Linked DNA regions of Homo sapiens: region 1 is linked to region 2. A link is a loop called in an ENCODE intact Hi-C map of the cell type or tissue named here. Cell type or tissue: dorsolateral prefrontal cortex. All regions are shown on one strand. Each heading gives the region's core, and the rest is flanking DNA. Links, peaks and the distances in the headings are about the cores only. Region 1 has its middle 24 kb from the start of LINC01396. Region 2 holds the start of LOC101928279 (a long non-coding RNA gene).

What was found. Hi-C counts contacts between places; a loop is a spot of excess contacts. Peaks named below come from ENCODE experiments on the same cell type or tissue, not always from the same donor. Only the 100,000 strongest peaks of a DNase experiment are listed, where the experiment ranks them.
Region 1: it touches region 2 in a loop (6-fold over the local background); 2 of 110 quality-filtered maps call a loop at or near these places.

The regions. Positions count from the first base shown.
Region 1 is chr4:4,818,619-4,821,527 of GRCh38, reverse strand. No RefSeq gene overlaps it. Among named protein-coding and RNA genes, the nearest start is that of LINC01396, 24 kb to the left of the region's middle. In dorsolateral prefrontal cortex, for the core only: no CTCF peak of the experiment used is centred there; a DNase peak (open chromatin) is centred at 1,047; H3K4me3 peaks cover 305 bases; H3K27ac peaks cover 1,055 bases.
Region 2 is chr4:4,760,593-4,763,501 of GRCh38, reverse strand. LOC124900165 reads right to left here. Exons shown (of 6, transcript XM_047416490.1): 6 at 1-2,909. LOC101928279 (a long non-coding RNA gene) reads right to left here and starts at 1,742. Exons shown (of 3, transcript NR_125892.1): 1 at 1,435-1,742. RefSeq lists enhancers at 52-361, 1-532, 1-986. In dorsolateral prefrontal cortex, for the core only: a CTCF peak has its summit at 1,784 (motif pointing left); DNase peaks (open chromatin) are centred at 1,681, 1,849 and 2,166; H3K27ac peaks cover 385 bases.

The sequences.
Region 1 (2,909 bases), core at 96-2,595, 58 kb before region 2:
CAATTTTCTGTATCAGTCCATTCTCATATTGCTATAAGGAACTACCTGAGTCTGGGTAATTTATGAAGAAAAGAGGTTTAATTGACTCACAACTCTACATGCTGTGCAGGAAGCATGGCTGGGGAAGCCTCAGGAAACTTACAATCATGATGGAAGGTGAAGAGGACACAGGTGCATCTTCACATGGTGGAGCAGGAGAGAGAGAGAAAAGTGGGAAGTGCTACACACTTAAACAGGCAGATCTCATGAGAACTCACTTATTATGACAAGAACAGCAAGGGGGAAGTCTGCCCCTATGATTCAGTCACCTCCCACCGGGCCCTTCCTCCAACATTGAGGATTACAATTCCACATGAGATTGGGGTAGGGACACAGAGCCAAATCGTATCAGGTGCTGGTATCTCTATTTTGCAGATGAGAAAACCAGGCTCAAGAGATTAGGTGACTGGCCCAAGGTCATATAGCCAGAGAGTGACAGAGCTGGAGTTTGAACCCTGATAGTGTGGTCCCAGAGACCCCATGCTTGAGCTCTGCATGGGGCTTTGCACAGGAGTGCCCCAGGGCTGCATAGCAAACCTACGAGGTGGAAGGTGTTATTGTGTCCATGGTCAACACTAGTGCCTGAGATTCAGAGAGGTTGAGTGACTTTGCTCAAGGTCACAGAGCTAGCCAGGGATTCCACATAGGTCACGTCATGCTGATGTAAAACCTGAGCTCTTGGTACTGGGCAGGGGCCTGGCAGTGAACACTAACTGCTGGCCATTATTGTTAGGAAATATTATCCACGTTGCTTTTTCATCAGCTTTAAGGAAATAGTCATCAAACTGCTTGGCCTTTTGGCTTCCCAGCTATTCTCTAAGATTTCACCTTCACCAAGGCCTCTGTGGCTGGGGTGCAGCAGGACAGCGAGTTAAGGTGCTTAATGCGCAGAGAACCCTCAGCTAAGCAACCTGGGGTGGAATTATCCCCACTCTGGCCTGGCACGCCTGGAGCCTGTCCACAGCCAACAGTCAGCTGCCCGCCCTCGCCGCCTCCCGCCCTCCAGCAGAGTTGTCACAGCAACCGCTTGGGCATCTCATAGGCGTCTCCTTCAATAATCTGGGCCTCTGATCTCCGGCAGGCCTGTAATGAAGGGACAGTTTGTTAGTGCTGACATAAACATTGGGGAACTCGAGCCGCCTATTTCATGTCATTTAAGAAGTCAGCTCAAGCCTGCCGACAGCCGAGCAAACTGTGAAGATATTTATTTGTTGAGCTTCCTATGGTGAAAACCAATGTTTATGAGGCCAGTTTTTTTGTAGTCATTGATTTCTTTTTTTTGTAAGGAAAGAACAATATCTCAGAACATGATCATGTGCAATTTTCTTTCCTTCACTCAACCTGTGGCTAAAGCAAGTGGAATAACAGTGCCTGATCATGAACAGAGGAGATGCCATTTACATCACATTCTCTCATTTGCAAAGCCCTTTCTTGGGCATCACTGCTTCAATAACACATCAGTTCCGAGAGGAAGGGAGGTCTTGTACCCATGGGCAGATGTAGGGAAAGAAAGCAGAGAGGTTGAGTGACACACCCAGGGTCACACAGCTAATAAACAATGGAGTCAGGATTTGAATCCAACGAAGGCTTTCTGTGAAAACTCCAGAGTTCTTTCCACTACCTTGTGCTGGGGTTACTTGCTCCAAGGTATCTAAGCAACCCCATGTATTAATCCCCAAATTCACAGGAATGGCAGGAGGGGACGGGTGTGTCCTAGATCTTTCCATGTGTTTTAAAAAAATTAACCTGATGATTTTTTGGCAGCGAGAAAAAAGAATGACAGGAACAACCACAAAAACAAAACTTCAAGAGCTGCTAATGGGTTTGTACTTTGTCTTCTTAGCAAATAGACCTTTTTAAAAAATCAGGCTTCTTGGGGAGAGATTAGGTCCCAGATTCTAGCAGCTCTATAGTGCCAAGTTGTTCCCTGGGCCTCCCAGCCAAGGGTCTGGGTCCCTCTGTCAGTCCTTGGCTTCAGTTTTGGGCGTCATTCTAACGGGTTGCTGGGTTGTAGCCCTGGCTCTGGCACTCACCAAGAGAGTGACCTTGGTCAAGTTGCCTAGCTGCTTAGTTTGCTCATCTGTTAAATGGAGTTGAAAATCCCCATACCTTTTCTCGCAGGGCAGGATCTGTATGGGGAAAAAGTATCTGCCAAAACTAAACATGCTTCGTGCTTGGGCGGCACCATGTTGATGAGGAAAGGACCCAGGGTCTGGGTCAGAGGTCCTGAGTGTGTAGTCTGAAGGACTCACATTCCCTCTCTGGGCCCCTGCTTGTTTGTTGCAAAATGGGATGACAGTCTATGGCAGTGGCAATGGCAGCGACATGTTCATTCGCTCCTTTATCCATTCATCAGCTGTTTACCCCATGCAGGGCTCTGCATCCCAGGCTGTGCATTTTATGTATCCAACTCCTGCAACTCTCTCAGCACATGTACCCATTCTACAGAAGAGGAAAATGAGGCTGGCCTATCTGACTAGTTTCTCCTGCCAGGGCTGTCGTGAAAAACGAATGCCTCTCATCCAAGGGTGTGGTAAACAGTCACATTTGTCAAGGAGTGATTCACTGGTGCGTTGTCTTTTCCTTTCATGCTCCCCCTTCTCTAATGCATGGGGCTCCTCTGCACTCCTAAATTAGGTGCCACAGGACACAGACTTCCTGACTCCCGACAAAACAGAGCCAACACTTTGAGGGGAAAGGCATCCTGGCTCCATGTCCGAGTCTTCCTCAGCCACCGGGCTGGCCAGGCAGCAGGGGGCGGGCAGCGCCTCACTCCTTTTGGAGCCTCTGTCTGCAGGAGCCTGGTCCCCAACTGTCCCCTGGGGTGAGATCCATCACGCGGTGGCTGCACTCCATCAGGCACGCTCAGC
Region 2 (2,909 bases), core at 279-2,778:
GATGTGACGAGGCCTCTGAAATTTGCGGTTTGCTAAGTGGTTTGCTGCGATGCTTGCCCCTGGCCAGGGTGGCTTCCCTTCGAGGCTGGGAACCAGGGGGGTGGGAGTTGCATTTTTTTTTTTTAAGTGAAAGGTTGAATAGAGGAAGTGAGTGTAGATTTTTTCCCTCTAATTAGGAAGATGGGCAAATAGAAAGTAGAGGGGAAGGGGACAATACCGGAGGACGTGGCAGTTCAGGCCTCCCCTTGGGTCCCCATCTAACCAGCCTCTTCGGGGGGGCACCTCCAGAAATGGGCACCCTGGGATTCCTCTGTGCAGCCTGGTGCAGGGGGTGGTGCAGGGGGTGCTTGGAAGGAGGCCACTCACTGACTGTGTGACCCTGGGCCAGTCACTCAATCTCTTCCTCAATGACTCAACCAAAAGACCAAATGACTCACAATCTCAGTTACTTACCAGGTGCGCTGCACCCAGCAGGATGCCTGAACACAGTAGGTGCTCGATGAATGACGCAGCAGTTTCCTTTACCTCACTTGGGACCCCACATGACCCTAGAGAGTAAAGCTGCATGACACTGATGTAAACACAATGAGTCCCAGTTGGGTGGTAGGCAAGGGGCCTGCCAGGCTGTTAGTCCCAAAAATCATGACTTCCCAGGCCAAAGTCACCGGGCTGGATCCCCTGAGGAAACAAGCATCACTGTGTTTTCCTGGGCCAAAGAAGCATTGGGGCAGAGCTCCTCCACTTTACTGTGTGCCCGAATCACCAGGGATCATTCCAAATGCAGATTCCCATTCAGGAGGGCCGGGCAGCCTATGAACATGCATCTCTCACAAGGTCCCAGAGATGCTGAGGCCTCAAGCGGGGTGAAGACCCCGAGTCATCAGGCTGGGGAGGAGGCTTTGGGCATACCTAGGCCTTGCCCTTTCAGTCCCAGGAGAACCCTGCTGACCAGAGAGGACAGGCGGCATGGTTGGTGTTGCTCAGGACGTTGGGGACAGAGCCAGACTGGAAGGGTGACTGCACCCTGAGCTTGGTGCTTTTCCCACAGGGCCTCTGGTGACCAACCTTCCATAGCCAGCCCTGGTTTCAGACCCGTGGGTGAATCCACATGACAGCATCCCAGAGAGCTCGCCTCATCACGCCCTTCCCAACTTGCTTTTACGACAAAGGAAAACTATTAATAGATGAATTGATGCTGTTACGTGCTGCCATTGAGGCCACATAACACAGTTCTCAAAACAGCCACGGGCCTGACCCGCACCTATCTATGGACCTCATGCCCCAGTCTGTGTGCAAACATCTCAAATAATCAATAAGCCGTGAAGACAGCTTGTGAAAACATGGCTTCAGTTTCAGGGATGCCTTTTCGCTCTCTTATATGTTTACGCTAAGGTAAAAGTAGCCAGCACATTGAGCTTCTCCTGCCGTCCTTACCTCTCATCCTCGAAAATATCCCTGGGAGGTGACTTGATCACGCCCATTTTCAGATGAGGGAAACTGAGGCCCAGAAGGTTAAGTCACTTGCTCTAAGGCTCCTCGCTGGCAGGATCAGAGCTGGAGTTCAAACCCAAACGTGTTTAGGAGTATCCAGCTCCAAAGCACACACAGCTGGGTTGGTGCCACGCTGTCTCCGGACAAACAGGACCCCAGGGTCGGTGCGAGGACGCAGAGTGCTAAGGCAGCCGAATGCAAAATTTAGGGCAGGGCCTGGGTTTTTCCCTTGTAAAGGCCAGTCTGCAATTAGAGGGGCCTTTTGCAGTTCTTGCCTTTCAAAGAAAGAGGGCGTCTCTCCCCCTGCTGGGGTGTGGGCAGAGCTGGTAGCAATTTTCCCACAATGTGTAAATTAGTCAATCTCCGAGTCTGTAAACGGGGGCCTTTGAAGCGATCTTAATGAAGCACTCCATTAGGGCTTAGTGATGGCTGCCTCCAGCATTACTGGACCCCGCGCCTTTTGATGTCTTGGGGCCACGGGTTGGAGGCTCAACTTATCTAAATGTCCCGGCAGGCTTAAAAAAAAAAAAAAAAAAGGCAAAAAGCTCCCTTAGAGAAGCTGAAAAATTTTTAATGAAAAAAGTTAGTCCTGGCCTGACTGATGTTGGCACTTCAAAGCCAGTGCAGACTAAATTGCTGTAGACTGCTTAATTCAAAAGTGCTCCCTCGCGGGTGACAGTCCAATGGTGACAAAATACAATTGGCAACAGGAGACGGGCAAGATCAAAGGCTGGCTATTGTAATAGTTTTGTTCCATGAAGAATTGCTCATTGTCAGGAGTTTTTAAGCCTTTTTTTTCTCTCTCCCTCTTTCTCTCTCTTTTTTTTTTTTTTTTTTTTTGGCCCCAGAGCCATCCCGGGATTCTCTGGTTCAGAATCAGTGTACATAAATACTTGTAATTACATCCTTCTGACAATACATTTCAGTTCGCAGAGGTTGCGGCTGCCTTCCCGTCTCTCTCAAGGTTCATGGAGCTGATGGTTGGTTGGATTGTAAAAATCATTTCTGTGTTTTTGTTAGAAAAGATCTTTCGAGGCACTTGGAGGGCGAATTAGAGCTGGGATGTGCTCATCTTCTTGAGGACTATTTTAGGATTTGCTTCAGATTAAACTGCTGCCTGCAGAGGCCCTTGAGGGGTGATGGGGTGGAGGGAGCATCAGATGACTGGTCGTGGGGTTCTGGCTCTTCTTTATGACTTTACCTGGTTTCTCCTGGCCTCAATTTCCCCAGTTATAACCTGGGGCTCATTTACTCACACCACAAGTATTTATTGAGCTCTGACCTGGGTGAATGCATGCCTTGCCAGGGTCATTTGTAAGGCCGTTGGGAGAAAGTGGGCATGAAAGCCCTCTGCGATCTGGACACTGCCTCCTTCACTCCGCTCCGTGGTTTGGAGGGGCTGTTTCCGGGATCTGTGG